2 separate regions of the Homo sapiens genome follow, and region 1 is linked to region 2. Evidence: chromatin loops called from intact Hi-C (ENCODE). Cell type or tissue: chondrocyte. All regions are shown on one strand. Each heading gives the region's core, and the rest is flanking DNA. Links, peaks and the distances in the headings are about the cores only. Region 1 overlaps LOC124902807 (potassium/sodium hyperpolarization-activated cyclic nucleotide-gated channel 4-like). Region 2 has its middle 11 kb from the start of ACCSL.

What was found. Peaks named below come from ENCODE experiments on the same cell type or tissue, not always from the same donor. Only the 100,000 strongest peaks of a DNase experiment are listed, where the experiment ranks them.
Region 1: it touches region 2 in a loop (4-fold over the local background); 2 of 110 quality-filtered maps call a loop at or near these places.

The regions. Positions count from the first base shown.
Region 1 is chr11:43,572,831-43,581,135 of GRCh38, reverse strand. It overlaps LOC124902807 (potassium/sodium hyperpolarization-activated cyclic nucleotide-gated channel 4-like), which reads left to right. Exons shown (of 3, transcript XM_047428006.1): 1 at 1-119; 2 at 1,126-1,762. It also overlaps a transcript of HSD17B12 not described here. Among named protein-coding and RNA genes, the nearest start is that of MIR129-2, 4.4 kb to the left of the region's middle. RefSeq lists enhancers at 1-457, 5,039-5,781 and silencers at 1,518-1,777, 1,878-1,927, 3,823-4,117. In chondrocyte, for the core only: CTCF peaks have their summits at 1,725, 1,927 (motif pointing right), 3,919 (motif pointing left), 7,698 (motif pointing right) and 2 weaker places; DNase peaks (open chromatin) are centred at 1,389, 1,640 and 5,556.
Region 2 is chr11:44,032,667-44,040,991 of GRCh38, reverse strand. It overlaps a transcript of ACCSL not described here. Among named protein-coding and RNA genes, the nearest start is that of ACCSL, 11 kb to the left of the region's middle. In chondrocyte, for the core only: CTCF peaks have their summits at 3,197 (motif pointing left) and 3,426 (motif pointing right); a DNase peak (open chromatin) is centred at 3,524.

The DNA of each region.
Region 1 (8,305 bases), core at 1-8,000, 460 kb after region 2:
CCTCCACCCCTTTCCTGTCGCCCCAGCACCCGGAGCCTCCCCGCCTGCCTGTCCTATCCCTCTATCTCCCTATCAGAGTTCCGCCAGCCCCGGCTGCAAGGTCGCGGATCTCTGAACAGGTACAGTTCGGATTCCCCCCGAATCCCCTCTTATCCCTCAGAGTCCCCCAGCCAAGGTTCCAGCCGTGACTACAGGCGCTGCGTAAAGAGAAAAACTCCCCCAGAGCACTAAATAAATACAGACGAGGCCGCCAGCTCATTGGTGCGGACTAAAATCGTCACCCACCAATCAGAAGAGAGCTCACATTTCCCCCTTTTTTTTCAGAAGGGGGAGGGAGAAAAAAATATTTCCATTTCTAATTATTCAACAAAACCTAGACTGGAACATGTTAAAATATTGTTGTTGCCAAAAAAAGCGGTTCAGGACCCCCTCCTCATTCCAGCCCAAGTGAGGGGGTAGCGCGATGTATTGGGAAAGAGAGGTTTAAGAGAGCGACCTCTCCCAACGGGACCCAAGCCAGAAGATCCAGACGAAAAATGACAAAGATGAACATAAAATAAACCCAAACTCCACACTAGTCATCCTATTTCTAGAAAATTGAGAATGTCTCAACACCCCCTTTCCCACCCAAAGTTCTGAATGCTCAACTAGGTGAAGCTCCTCCCTCCGCATCCTCCCCGAAACCGTCTCAGTATTGGGTGTTTAATGGCCCATTCGCCTCAGGTGCACTTTCAACTCTGCAGCCCACCCCCCCGCCCCCAACTCTCTACCCATTCTGCAGAATGCTAGGGGGAACAACAAGGGGCGAACCCGTCATTGACTGCCTGACCCCACAACGACGGGAGATTCCACCTTCTGCGGGAGGAAGAAAGGAGGGGAGGGAAGACTAGAGATGGGGAGAAAGGAGATCTCCTTCCCTCACTCTCCCTCCCTCCCTCTTCCTCCCTCCCTCTTCCTCCATCCCGCTCGGCCCCCTCCTCCATCCCATCCATCCAAACTTTGAGGGGTTGCCCTTCTTCGCAGTGCAGCGCCACCCTTCCCACATCCTCTCCTGCCCCTCCCCCCCCCCATTAGTACCTAAGCAGGGTGTGGGCTAAGGGACGTCCTGACTATCTCCCTCCCTAGCAGTATAGTCCCCCAGTGGGGGAAACCTCACCCAGGATGGGTTACTGCAAACATTGCAAGAACTTGGGGGGAAAGTTGCCATATTTGTTCTTTGGCACCCTGGAATCGACGTGCGGGCGGGCGCGCGCGCGCGCACACACACTCCCACCCTCGCCCAGCACGCCCGGAGAAAACGTCTCTCGACGGTGGAGGCACTGTCTTCAAGTCCCTGTCGACCCACCCCCTTCGCCCATCCATCACCCTCCTGCAGCTCCGCGACCCACTCACCCTCCCACGGCATCCCCTCGGCTCCGGGACTGACAGACGCAAGCACACACCCTCCGAGCGTCTGCGCGCCCGCCGCGCCAGAGGGGCTCCGCGGTCTGCGCCCGCCGCCGCCGCGGCGCGGGGCAACTGGGAAAAAAAAGTTCTGCTCAGACTACCCGTGAGCCGACCGACTACCAGTGAGCCGACCGACCACCAGCCGACCCGGGCGCCGACTCCCTGCTCCTTACCTCGGTCTGGGGGCCACGGGAGCGCGCCGGTCCCGTCCGCACTGCAGCCAGCTGGAAGCAGCCCCTCTCCTGCCGGCCCGCTCCCTCCGGCCCCTCCCCGCCCCCCACGGGTGTTTGCCCGGCGGCAAAGCGGGTTCTTCCAGGTAAGTATATAAGTTACTGTACTGTGTGGGAGGGTCACGATCTTGGTAATTGCGGCTTTCCGAGCTTAACCCCTGCGTTCCTGCCTTCCTCCAACTTGTTGAAGACTCGTCGCTTAGCGGGAGAGCGAGCAGGCGCGCCACTGCGAGCGCCGGCCGGGAGGGGGAGCGAGGTGCGCGGGGCAGAGAGGGGACAGCGAGACAGCAAGCGACGGAGTTCAAATGCCCCCCTGGCAGCGGTTTTCATTGGATAGGTCTTCCCCCCCACCCCCGTCCCCACTGATTTGGTGCCCCCCCGCCCCCCATCTCCCATGTAGGGGACGTCTCCAGGCGAAGTCACGATTCCTTCTCAGTTCGGAATGAACTGTGACTAGAGCCATGACGCAGCCAGCGCGCATTACTCACTTTTTGCAGTCACGACTTGGGAATCCGTGCTGGTTCCAACCAAAATTACACCGCTACCATTGAATTATTTAATAGGATCCAGTTCGGGGGGTAAACTTGTGCATTGTGCCAAGCAATGAGAAGGGGTGGGGAAGAATGGGGAGGTGGAAATGAGGCCATGGGGTGTCCCTCCGCCCCCTTCTTGACTCTTGGACACCTCCCCCCAACCACCGCTCCACGTGTTGCAAGTGCTTTATTGGCGCTACCACCACTCCCGCCCCGACCGCTCCCCCCACCCCTATTTCCTTTGCAATTGTGGCAGAATTTGTAAACACAACCACGCAACTTGCAGGGCTGAGAGGGGCGAGGCTTGGGAAAGGGAACCAGTAGGTCCCAGTGAATGACGAGGAGGCCGCGGGGTGGGCCGAGAGGCTGTGAGCAGCTTTGGTTTGAACTGAATTGTCAAGACAAAGTGTGGGTTGCAGCGTTATTTGTGTTATTCTGCACATCGGTAAAAGCCCTTGTTACTATTATGAGTTGAATATTCAGTCTCAGTCAGGGAACCTTCCGAGAGAGGGACGGCTTCTGAGCTAAACATAACTCACCCACCCTCTCATCCCCCGGCCCGGGCTGCACCCCTGTTACCCTGTATCGGGGTCAGGTCACTAAAGCCAGAGGCTGTTGACAGAAGGGAAGGGGTGAATGAAGCAGAGAGACCTGGTCTCTTCTCTGTCCTGAAGGCTAGCCCCACTAATACTTACCTCACCGTCCCGAGTTTATATTTTTTAATAAACATATAAAATATTCCTGCACGTACACAAATCTTACTGCAGACCTGCAAGAGTGCTTCATTTCTCCCACAGTCTACAGCCCATCCTCACGGGCCAGCTTGAGGATGTACTTTTATTCTCCCTCTCCTGGAGTTAATCAGCATGAATGTCTTTGTGTGCGCGTGATACTCATTCCCCCTCTGCCTCTGATAATCTTCCTCCCTCCTCACCTGTCTGGCCACAGATTCGGCCAAAGTGTCTGGAGCTGACTGCACTGAATCTCAGTCTGGGTCCAGCCCACAACCCCAGAGAGCTGATGGTATTCCCAATAACATTTGGCAACTTAGAGAACACCTCCTCCCCAATTTCCCTTCAGGCTGATTTAGACTCCTTTAGCTTTTGGCTTTAAGGCGCCCCGCGATGTTCCCTAGCTTGGATTCTCTGCGCATCGCACCAGCAACTCCTGTGCTTTGGCTTCTAATTCACTAATTCCACCAACTCACTTGGGGCTTCTATGACTAGCATGCGAAAAGGGGGGAATAATAAGAAAAATGCCACACCACACTACTTTACACACCTCCCGGGAATTACAGAATACGGGGGTATGGGGGGCATGAAGTGGGAGGGGACGAGGGTCCGAATAAAACAACCTATAGGCTCTTATTTTGAGTCACCATCACCGAGGAGAAATCTTTCAAACCCACTGGCGGGAAGGTGCGGGATCCTGGGAATGGAGACCCGGATAGTGCCTGGCCTCTGCAGGGAAAGCCGGTGAGCCACTGGCCTTCCATTCCTGAAACGCCGGGCCTTGGCTCATCCTCGAATCTAACACTTCGCTCCCCCTCCTTTAAATCTTTTTTCCTTTCCTTCCCACTCACCCCTCCTTCCCCCCAAAGCTCTCACCGAAGTCACGACTATCCCTTTGAACATCCTTAACCCTCTCGTCCCCGTATCCCTCTCCTGCATCCAGGGCGGGGCTAACCGCAGCTGGCGCCAACCCCGCCCCCTGGCGCACGGAACTGAACTCACTGAGGACCAAGGCATTTTCAGCACCTATCTTCCGTGGACAGCAACCGAGTCTTGGGCCAGCCCGAACCAGGGTCGCCGTCCTTAGTTCCCGGACCGGAACCAAAAGGGAGGTTTGTCAAAGGAGTAGAGATTTTTCCCTCTCTTTACCCAACCCCATCCATGCAATTTTGATCTATATTGCACAGTCTCCATTAATCTCTCAGAGATATGGCCCATTAAATCGTGTCTGGCCATCCTTTAAGACAGAGAAAATGGGGAGGGGAGGGGGCCATCGAGAAAACCGAGCTCAACAGCGCCGACCCATAACGCGAGAGAGAGTTGCAGCAGCTATTGATTCAGAGATTCGTCAGGGTGATTCCCGGCTCTGCAAGAATTCCCTCTCTCGGTTTCTTTGCATGCAGCCCCAAATTCATTATACACATACACACGCACACAGCTACACCCCTTACCCCCTAGTCAGTCCCACTATCCTCTTTAGAAGGGGCAAAAAAGGCAGCCAAAAAAGAACCCCGGAGCATGCACAAAGTAAGCGTCAGCTCATACTCACAGTCTGCGGCATGCACATGACATAATATTACTTACCCAAACGGGAACTCCTTAAGAGAGAGAAAGAGAAACATAGGGGGAGGAAAGAGAAAGTGGATGGAAAGAGGAGAGAGGAGAGGAAAAATCCAACAATTAATTTCCAGACATAGTTGTGGGGGGAGGAATGCGGTGATGTCCAGGTTTTCTTCCACCCGCGCTGGCTTTTTATCCCAGTACAGCCCTCGGTTTATTTCTGGAACACGATCAAACCCTGATGCTATTTTTAGCAAGTACTGAAAAAACCTCCACACACAAAGGCATTTCGCTGGAACCTTACTTCCAAAACATTAAATGTGCATTAAACGCCCCCTCCTCACTTTTTTTTCCTGCACCACCAGACTCACTTGCATAACTGCAGAAAATGTTTTTCAAATCAGAAAAATACCCAAATATTTCTTATATTCTCCCTCCCTCCCGTTAACTCCCATCTGTCTCTGCCTGTTGCAAGCTCCTCGCAGTCTCCCCGAGCAGAAGGCGTTGGAGTGGTTGTATTCTTAGAGCTGCATGTCTCCATTGATCAGATTCCCTACATGCTGAGGAAAGTAGGGGGTGGGGGGGCATAGCCCCTTCCCCAGAGGAGCTTCCCAGGAGAGCTCTAGAAGCGATTGCTATCCACGATGGAGATTCCCAGATGAGGAAAAAAAAAATCATCCATACCCTTCCCACGTTTCCCACCCACGCTCTGCAAAATCGCGTTGTGTTTGCAACACACCGCCTTTGGAAATGTATATTTTGAAAGCTGCATATGTGTGTCTGTGTGTGTGTTTTGCGTTCTAGTAATTCACTACGAGGGGGCTGGAGAAAATAGACTCATGAAGGCAGCGCGGAGCAGCCGCCTTGAGTCTCCTTTGCCAGCCTGCGTCAGTCATCAGCTACTGACGTCACGTGCAGATTCTCCTCTTTGGTGGGTCTGGTTCAGCTGAGAAGACGCTTCTGCTCGGAGACAGCGCTTTGTGTTCCACGCAGCCACTGAGCAGGCGAGGCGGCCGAGGCGGGCGCCACCCCAGGCTTGGGCTGGGCAGCTGCAGAGCAGGCTGCAGCCTAGTCTGCACCGGGCAAGCGGGGCCCCGAGGGGCGTGCCCAGCAGGACAGCCCCCTCCCCAAACTCTCCCAAGACGCCCAATGCAAACTCGGCCGTGCACACGCTCCCGCGCGCGTCCTTTCCCCGCCCTTTCTCATCTGGTCACTGTAGCATAGACAGCTATGGCTGTAACTCGGATTAATTCTGTGTGTTTGTCGGGCAGATAGCCCCGGCTCCTCGAGTGACGCAAATAACAGATTCTAAGGCTCCCGCTCTCTCCCTCCTGCTCTCTTTTTCTCCCTCCTTTTCCCTCTTCTGTTTCCTGCGCCCACGCATCCTGCCTGGTCTCCCACGGAATCAGCCAGTTATACAGCTTCCCAGAGAGCAATGATCCGAGTTACAGAGAGACGGACAGACTCCCAGAGCAGAAACAAATAAGCCTGCAATTAAATACACACATGCACACAACCCTTTGCAAATGGCCAGCAGCCATTTAGGGGCTCCCCTGTGTGGGGGAAAGGGGAGCTGATTCACAAATCCACCGCCCTCGAAGGCGTCAGTTCTGGCGGTGGGGAGCGCCCAGAGGGGAGTGTCCGGCTTGCTACTGCGGCTTTCCCCTCTGCTCTCCACCCGAAGAGGAAACTCACCTCTATAAATACCCAGATAGCAGGGTATTCTGGAATAAATAACTTTTGTTGAATGGTAGGAGGAGGAGAAAATTCAACAAAGACTGCAAATGCTTAGTCTCCAGCGACATTATCAGGACTTTTTAAGGCGAGGTGACGTTTACCCTTTCTCCCTCTCAAAGACCAGGATATCTTTTTTCTGCTTAAAATAATGTCCCTGAAAAATGAGCTCAATGGATTAGTGCTATTTTTAAACCAATCTGAATGGAGCTTGCTTCCTAAGGGTGAGGAAGGGTGTGCATGTGTGTGTGGATGTGTGTGTCTCAGGGTGTGTGGGGTGTGTCTGAATCTGAGGTTTTCAGCAGAAGAAATGCCACACCTCAGCATGACAAAGGGTTTCTTGATTGATGAGTGATGGAGGTGGGGAGAATTCTTGCAGATTGGAAGATCTGAACAAAACCACATGCACACAAATCACCCTCCTTAAATGCACACATATCCTAGATCCACTTGGATAACTTCTGCCCTGAGAGGGGGAAAACCAGAAAGCAGAGAGCTATTTACAATCATGGCTGGAGGAATGGCTGATCTTCTTTCTTAACCCTAATTATCGACCTTCCCTGCAATGGTTTCCTTTGATGCCAGTAAACACTTTTCCAGAGGTTATCACTTGGATTTGGGGCACAAGGCCTGGGAGAGAATGATCATGGGCCTCAGCTGTGTCATCTCCCTTTTCAGGATCTCCTACTCTTTGTAACTTGCCTGAGAGATTTGGGGTTAAGCTTAGCCCATCCACTACCCTCAATTCCTGTCTGTGGCTTTAGCTGTGCCTACTAAAGGGAGACAGAGGACGTCTGCTGTGTATGGAGGACACCCTCTGGCAGCCCATCAGCAGCTGTTTATTTTTAGCTCACGATTGCATACATGCATGCATGTGAGAATGTTGCTGCAGTTGGGAGGTGTGCAGTCAGGAGAAATATCAATGAGAGGGAGGCGGCCCTGGTTCTTGCACTGAAGATGACTTATCACATGGGGTCATCAAATGTGGCCAGATGGACAGGAGACGCCGGCAGTGTTTCAATAAAGTCTCCTTGGATTAATGAAAATGTCAGGCTAAACATGTTTTTAAAGGCACAGAGTAGGTATGTTTTTAGATATGAAATTAGGTATGTGTAAGCATAAATTCATGTGTGTGGGCACATTCACAGAAGCCACATGGTTTCTGTTTGGACTATTGAAACTATACAGAGCAGGGCACTTTAGAATGTAACTGCTTTCTATGCTGTATATAGTGGCTGAGTGTTATTGTGTCTGATGTTGAGATCAAGACAGATTCATTTAAAATCACTTAACAACTTTTAAGCAAACCCAGAATCTAGTCCTAACAAGTAAGGTAGCGTTGGAAATGGAAGAAATGCACATCAGAACTTTAAGGGCAGCAGCCAAAATTATGCTGGTGTAACGCCGGCTTCCTGGTGGATTCAATGTCTTTGCTCCTCCCTCCCAGAAGAGGGCGCCTCTCTGCCTTGTTTCTGTCTTGCTCCAGTAATCAAGACAGAGAGGGGCTTGGAAGCTCCGCAGAAACATCTGCAGAAAGTTAGACCTCCATAGCTAGCATCTCCATTTCCCCTACTCCTCAGTCAGGTCCTTTGGAGGATGTCTGGGCTGGAGCTGGTGAAATTGGCTTCCCGAGCTGTCTCATCATCCTGTACTAAGGGCTGTGGTGCCCAATTCCTGTCTGAGCAGTCAAGCTAAAGACCCTGCAAATGAATAGACTGATGTGGAACCTGTCCAAGGTGAAAACCGCCTTCTGCATTGCCAGCTCATTCCAGAGCATCCCAAGCATGAGGAGGACTCGTTCCCCCAATGCTCCCCCAGAGGGCTTGTGGGAGTAGGCTGCTTATCACGAAGCCCTTGAAAAGAACTGAGTCTCCTCTCTTTCAGGGTGAGCGAAGCCCAGAAACTCCTGCCTGCGTCGACTGTCTCCTCCCCAAGCACCACGAAAAATGCCAGTAGGTAATGTACTGGATTTGGAGAAGGAAAAACAGTCCAGCTCCCATGATATCAACCAAGGGAAGTCCCTCAGGGAGGAAGTCTAGGAAAAGGATTCCTCTTTTCCTAAAGGTGTCTT
Region 2 (8,325 bases), core at 184-8,183:
GTGAGAAAACAGAGGCTCAATGAATCACACAAGATGGTACGAGTAGGACGTGGAAAGGGGAGCTTCAAACCCAAGTTGGTCAACCTCAGGCCCCATTGCCCTTATAAACATTCCTCCTTAAGGCCTCTCCCTGGAAGGGCGCACATACTCTCAAAGCTTGGCATTCACTTTTGGGGATCCATGAGCCACCTAAGTCCATGAGGGACCCTACCTCACTGGAGGCCCAGGAGCCCTAGGCATCACCGGGTCCAAAGTACCTCTCTCACTCTACATCCCACAGCTCACATTACCCTGCCACCAGCACTTACCTCTGTATCTGTTTTCACTCTTCTTTTCTCTGGCCTAGAAACTGACTGAGCAAACCATCATTGACTGTCAGCACTCAGGGACCTGCTCTGCCGCCCTCCTCACTGAATGTGTTTACCACTGTGGCCTGCATGTTCTGCTTGTAGGCACAAGGTGACTTTAGAGGTAATAATAAGATCCACCTTTTCCCATCCAGGGTGATCTTCCCCAGGAATTCCCTATTACCTAAAGTGGGCTTTCTTTGCCCCATTACAGAGAAAAGGCTTTGCAACGCCCACCCAGGGAGAACCACTCATTGAAGCCACGGTTCTCAAACTTTGGAGGGTATTGGCATCACCTGGAGAACTAATCAAGTGCTACAGGACCAGGCTCTTTGAAGTAGGCTAGGCCTGGGCCTACGTACTTTATCAAGACCACCAGGTGATTCTAATACTTACAAACTACTGAGAACTACTAGAGCAAGGGACTCCCAATTAAAACACAAATGAGCTACTGACTTTTCCCCATATCTGAGGAGGTCATGATTTGAGAACAAGCTGAAGTGGGTTAACCCAGGGCAGAAAAGACAACTTGGCAAGAAAGATCAGGAAGGAGACCCAGGAGAGCTGGATCCCAATCTGCCCAGGCCCCCCTGCCTGTGTGGCCTTGGCAAACCCACCTAGCCTTTCTGGTTTTCAGTTTCTCCTTGTTAAAGATGGCAGTAATGAAACCTACCTCCCCGAGGGTGGTATGAGGACTAGACGGGAGCAGATATGCTAAAGTGATAGGGCAGGTGGAACCGCCCATGACTATGTGCTGTGGGCTTGCCAGGCTTGCCCTGGGCAGCTAGCTGCTGTGCTGCTTTCTCTAGGGGTCTACACAGAAGCAAGGCCAAGGCAGCCTGTAGCCCCAGAATACTCTGCCTTGTGCCTCTTTGCAAACTTTAATGAGAGCTTGTTTAACACACAGGTGCCTGGGCTCCACATCAGTAGGATTCCAATTCAGTAGGTGTATAACTGAACCCAGGAATGTGCATTTTATTTATTTTTTATTTCCATAGGTTTTTGGGAAACAGGCTGTGTTTGGTTACATGAGTAAGTTCTTTAATGATGATTTGTGAGACTTTGGTGCACCCATCACCCAAGCAGTATACACTGAACTCAATTTATAGTCTTTTATCTCTCACCCCCTTCCCATCCTTTCCCCCCGAGTCCCCAAAATCAATTGTGTCATTTTTATGCTTTTGCATCCTCATAGCTTAGCTCCCACTTATTAGTGAGAACATACAATGTTTGGTTTTCCATTCCTGAGTTACTTCACTTAGAATAACAGTCTCCAATCCCATTCAGGTTGCTGTGATTGCCATTAATTCATTCCTTTTTTATGGCTGAGTGGTAGGAATCTGCTTTTTAAAACAAGCATGACAGGTGATTCTGGAAGACTCTTGGAAAGACAGTGCCATAGTAGATTCCACACCTAAAGGAAGCATTAGCTGTGGGCAGGCACCTTACCCCAGAGGGCAGGACCTCACATATCCCCCATCCTGTCCTGCACTGGGAGCCCATCTCCTCTGTCATTTGTTTATTCATTCCCCATTCATTAAAAACAAAACTAAAAACAATCCACCGGGCACCTATTAGATACCAAGTATTGTCTTAGACCCTGGGAGCATCAAAATGAAGAAATAAATCCCCTGACTTGAAGGAGCCCCAGAATAAACTTTCCAATGGAAAAGTCTGATCCCCTATTTCCTGTGCTCAAGATCCTTTGACAGTTCCCCTTCACCTTACAGAGACTGCAAATTCAAATACCTTCAGGGACACAGTGGCGACACAAGTACAATGCTGACTTAAGGAAAAGGGAGAGGTTGGGGAGGACATAGGCTAATGGAAGCCTGCCTATTCCTCCAATAGGCATTCAAAATTTTTTAAAAAGTAAGGCCAGCCAAGCAAAGTCATTTTGCCCGTTGATTTCAGCCCTGTAGCCATCATTTGCAAGCTCTTCAGTGTGGCAAATAGAGCTTTGGAATAATCAGTCACATCTAGCTCCCTACTCTCATCCTTTGCATTCCTCTCCCCCTCACTCTACCCTCTAACTCTACCCTCTAACAACCCAAATCATTGAGCCTCCTTAACTCTCCCAGCACACCAGGATTTCTTGTTCCCCCGGGCCTTTGCACATGCTGCCTCTCCACTGGAAAGCCCTGTCAGAGGCTTGCCCACTCTGCGCATTCCTGCTTATACTTCAAGTCTAAGCTCTTTTATCACCTCCTCCAAGGAGCCTTCCTCCTTAACTCCTCAGGCAGATAAAGGGACCCATGCCTATGTTCCCACATACTTTGTTCATGCCCTCTGTATAAAACACAACAGGTAGGCAGTGCTTTAGAGTCTTGGCTCTAACATGAATCCAGCGTCTGGGCTACTCTGTCCTCAGATACCTGCTTGGCTCACTCCCTCATCTCCTTCAAGGCTTTGCTCAAAGCTCACCTTCTCCCAGAGTCCTGCTATGACCACCTATTTAATTCTACAACCCGCTCCTCATGCTCACCACACTGCAGTTCCCCCTCCTCCATCCCACCTTTCATTTTTATAGCACTTTTCCCCTTCAAGCATACTATATAATGTACTCATTTATTACATGCATCGTTTATTTTCAGTCCCCTTCTCTAGAAGGTAAACTCCATGAGGGCAGAGGTCTTCAATTGCTTTGTTTACTGATATTTCTCAAACGCAAAGAAGGGTGGTTGGCCCATGGAAGAGCTCAATAATGTCTGTGAATGAATAAATGAATGACCAAGTGGATGGATGGATGGATGGATGGATGGATGGATGGATGCATGGATGGATGAATACCATAATGCAATTTTCTAAGGTCTGGGCCCCCTTCTGGTCTGTACACTATTCACGTTCTACCATAGTTCCAAGGCACACAGGGAGTTTTTAGTTAATATTTGTTGAATATTCATTTCTAACTAATCTTTCAATGACTGAAGACAAGAATGAAGAAATCAATCAGTTGCAGGCACCTTGTGAATGTTGACAGTAGAGTGAAGATTTACCCAGTGGAAAAACTTCACCTTCCACAGCCTGGGAGCCTCTCTGCTGCGGGCACCCTGACTACAGCAGCTGTAACACGGATTTGCCAAGAGGGGTCGCTAAACCCTTATTTTCTTGCCTAGTGCAGAAAACTCAGGCCAGCCAGCACTGCAGACTCAGAGAAGCAGCGGGTGAGAGGAGTATAGAAGAGGCCAGACAAGGAGCAGCCAGTGCGCCATCCGCGCGTGCGTGACCTCAGAAAGGCTGGGAGCAGGCAATTGCATCTCTTTTCTGACCCACTGCAACCGCTGGTGGCTCTTGGGATCTCTTAGTATTTCTGTTTTACAGACAGGACTCAGGGCTCAGAGAGGTTGGGTACCTTGGTCACTGTCACAACCAGAATCTAGTGATAGGATTAGAATCCAGAATTGGCAAATACGACTGTTCCTGCTACCACCCCTTTGGCATCTCTGCTCCAAAAGCAAACAAATTCCAAGTACAACATCTGGCATGGCCTAATTTAGAAGGCCTGTAGGTTCCAAGGTTGGGGAAAGGTGGAGGTAGGCAGTGGGAGATGGGGAAAGGAGGAGAATTCCTCTTCCAGGGACACTGACCCAGCTGCCCTCAGCTCTCCCCATCCCTCCAGATTGCATAACCTTTTCTCCCTTGACTTCAGTTCTCTGGGCTTCTAAGTGGTCACTGGCCTCATACAAACTCACTTTGGAGACAGCAGCCTGGAAGGCACAGAGGTGCAGCCAGTGGGAAGAGACTGCAAAAGGTCCCCAACCCATCAAGGAAACTGTGGTCCAGAGAGAGGTAGAGGAACCTACCTGGCAAGACCCTGGCCCGTCCATGCCAGAACCTGGGAATCTTTTTTTTTTTTTTTTTTTGAGCTGGTGTCTTGCTCTGTCACCCAGGCTGGAGTGCAGTGGGGCGATCTTGACTCACTGCATCCTTTGCCCCCAGGGTTCAAGCGATGCTCCTGCCTCAGCCTCCCAAGTAGCTGGGATTACATGTGTGCACCACCACACATGGGTAATTTTTGTATTTTTTGTAGAGACAGGGTTTTGCCATGTTGGCCAGGCTGGTCTCAAACTCCTGGCCTCAAGTGATCCACCTACCTTGGCCTCCTAAAGTGCTGGGATTGCAGGTGTGCACCACAGCACCTGGCATAGAACCTGGGAATCTGTAATACTGGGCCCTGGGTTCCATATAACGGGCCTCCCAACAATTCAATGAGGAACGTGTCCTTGGCCCCATTTTATAGGTAACAAAACTGAGGCCCAGCGAGGTTCCTCAATCTTGTCCAAGTTCATGCTACTTGCTTGGGCCTGACTGCAGACCTGTCTGAATCCAGGCCCAGAGTATTCTCTTCACAGATTCCTGGGCCACAGTGACAGGACCCTAACAATTCCTTTAGGTCTGGCCTGGTCTCTAGGTTGTATGAGGTGACCTGGAATGGGGATCCTGGGGAGGAGGAAGGTCACCATGTCGGGGTCCTAATGGCTCTTGCCCACTTTCCTCCAGCGGGGGCCGAAGGCCAGTTACCCAGTTGGTTGCTACCTGGTTGCCCCCTGGGGAACAGTCTGGCTCAAACCACTTACATTGCAGGGACTGTTTTTCAAAGGGCACTGAAGTTCTCCCCTTCTCCAGAAAAGTTCCCTGACTGCTCCAGCCCCCTCGGAACTTCAACTATTCTTTTCTTTCTTTCTTTTTTTTTTTTTTTTTTTTTTTTACACAGAGTCTCACTCTATGGCTCAGGCTGGAGTGCAATGGCGTGATCTCGGCTCACTGCAACCTCTACCTTCCAGGTTCAAGCAATTCTCCTGCCTCAGCCACTTCAGTAGCTAGGACTACAGGCATGCAGCACCATGCCTGGCTAATTTTTGTATTTTTAGTAGAGACAAGGTTTCACCATGTTGGCCAGGCTAGTCTCAAACTCCTGGCCTCAAGTGATCCGCCTGCCTCGCCCTCCCAAAGCGCTGAGATTACAGGCCTGAGCCACCGTGCCCTGCCCCTTCAGCTATTCTTTATGGTTCTAATGCCTCCCAGATATTCTCTGGCCTTAGCACTCAGACCCAGACTGTGAAGATCTTGAAGAGAGGAACTAATGCTTTACTCTGCTTCTTTCTCCCTTAAGCCCATGGTGGCTGAGCATACCGTAGATGCCAAGTAGCTGCTTTTTGTTTACTTGTTTACTGTTTACATGGGAAAACAGATCCAAAAACCAGCTCTCTGCTTTCCAGGGAATTTTTAACCACAGTTGAAAATGACATCTGTGTCCTGTTGGACAACAGAGAGGAAGGAATTAGCATTATTCATTCACTCAACAAGTATTTATTGAGCAACTGACATGCTAGACACTGCTCTAGGTGCTGGGAAGAGAGACGGCAACGAGACAGACACAACCCTCTTGCAATTTACCTAAAGCAGGTGACAGAAAATGAGCAACATATATAAATAAGTATAATGTAATTGGGTAAGTGCTGTGAAGAAAACTCAAGTTGGGTAGGATATTGAGAGCAAGAGGGGGTGCTATTTAGGTAGGATAGTTGGGCAAAGACCCACAGGAAGCAAAGGAGGAACCTACATGGATCTCTGGGGGAAGGAAGAATGTTCCAGGCAGAGGGAATGCCAAGTGCAAAGGCCCTGGGATAAGAGAGTGTATTTGCTGTAGTTGAGGAATGGATCTGCAAGATTTCATAAACCTGGATAGCCACTTTAGCTTTTACTATGAGCATGATGGGAAGATAATACAGGTGCTCTAGAGCTACTGTGTGAGTTACTCATTGCCTTGTGGAGCTGGCTAGAGGCCCCTGAACCACTCAGGGTGCCTGGGACTCTGTGAGGTTCATTCCCTGACTTAAAATTCACTTGTTCTCATTGCTAGAATGAAGCACCTGATATGGTTTGGGTATGTCCCCACCCAAATCTCATCTTGAATTGTAGCTCCCACAATTTCCACACTTCATAGGAGGCACCTGGTAGGAGGTAATTGAATCATGGGGATGGGTCTTTCCCATGCTGTTCTCATGATAGTGAATAAGTCTCATGAGATCTGATGGTTTTATAAAGGGGAATTTCCCTGTACAAGCTCTCTCTCTCTCTCTCTTGCTTGCCACCATGTAAGACATATTTTTTGCCTTCCACCATGATTGTGAGGCCTCCTCGGCCATGTGGAACTGTGAGTCCATTAAAACTCTTTTTCTTTATAAATTACTCAGTTTCAGGTATGTCTTTATCAGCAGCATGAAAACAGACTAATAGAGCATCCTTGCTCCTCAAAAGCTAAGGTCTTCATCGGGGTTTCCTGGAGCCCCAGAGCAATATGCTCAGCCAGGGGCCATGTCAAAATCACTGGGAAGCTTTTTTCCAAAAACAAATGCCAAGTCCCACCTGTGCCTCGCTGACCCAGTCTCTGGGGTGAGCTATGGGCTACACACTGCTCATGAAGACCCACAGTCCCAGATGGGGTGTGGGTGGACCCCCACCCTAAATTGTATCTACATGTACATGTGGTGTTAGGGGGATGATAATGACCACAGCTTGCATTAGACGCCCCCAAAGATGGAGAATCATATTCCAGGCAAACCAAATGGGGCTGCCACTGAAATGGCTGCACAATGACAGCCCAAGCCCGGCTGGGCTTGACCCCTCTCCCTCCAGTTCCTTTCCTTCCCACCCACTGCCCCCACCCCCATCCCTTCTGCCAATGTCTTCTTTCTCGGGCTCCTGCATCTCATTACTTTGCTTAGATGTATTTTGATGGCAGTGTCTCCCTTCCTTCCAGCACTTAGGATGCCACCAGCATCCAATACCTCTTCAAATATGAATAAGCTGTTTTCCTTGCCAGAGCTGCGGCTCAGTGAAGTCAGTCTTTTCTGGGCCCTTTCTGTTTACTCTCCCCCCAAACAAGGTCTTCCTGCTTCAGCTGTCAAAGAGGATTTTGTTCCAGTGACCCATTTCTCCCCCTGCCCAGGACTTGGTATCCTGCTTGGGACACAAAGAAAAGGGTTTTGTTTCATTTTCCATTGACACTATCTACCACTGTCACCCACATTTCAAATCCGAGGGGCCCCCTTTAAGAACTCTGGTGCTGTGGGGGAGATCAAATGACCTCAGCCCTGGGCATGCTGGGGGTGAGGAGGCTGGAGACAACAGTGGTGGCCGTGTCAATGGCCTGGTTCCCTGGCTGGGAAGGGGTTGCTATCTGGCTTTGGCAGGCACTGAATTCATCTGCTCATTTTCTGGGCCTGTTTGCCAGGATTCCCTAAGAAGTTCCTTTCTCTTCAAGAGGTATGGTATGGTGTGTTGTGGTCTGATACGGAGTTTTTGTCAAGAGCCCAGGGTTCATGCCGCAAGTTCAAGTCCCAGCTCAGCCACTTACAGACCACGTGGCCAGGCAAACTACGTGGCCATGGGTGAGTTACTAAGCATCTCTGGGCTTCAGTTTCTCCTCTGTGAAGGAAGGTCAGGGAGGAGGGCTGGAGAGGTTATGTGAAATAACAAATATAAATTTGAGCCTCTTCCTTCCAAGTTCCATCCTGCCATCCACCAAACCCGACTGTTCGTCCACCTGACCATTTAAACTTTCATTCTTTCATTATTAACTTTTGTTGAGCCTTACTCCACTGTGCACTCACCAGTCTTCTGAGACTGAGGCTGATACAAGAAACATTTTGGAGGGAGTTCCTGCCGACTCCTCCCACTGTCGCCAGGGAGGCTTGAGCTCTGTAGAGAAGTCTCCACCCGCGTCTCCCTCGGGGGAGCCTCTCAGAGATGATGAGCTGAGAGTTTCTGTGGGACTTTTCCTCCCAGTCATACCACATTTGTGAGTTCCTTCCCACTGGGAAAATTCTTGGCAGGAGGGCTTTTCCTTGATTCTGAAAGGCCCATTCTGACCTACTGGGCTTCTGTTGACCTAGGTCTCCCTCAAACCTGGACCTGCAGAGCTGGTCTTCACCACTTCCCTTCTTCGTAGGAATTCTTGAGCGGGGACAATGCC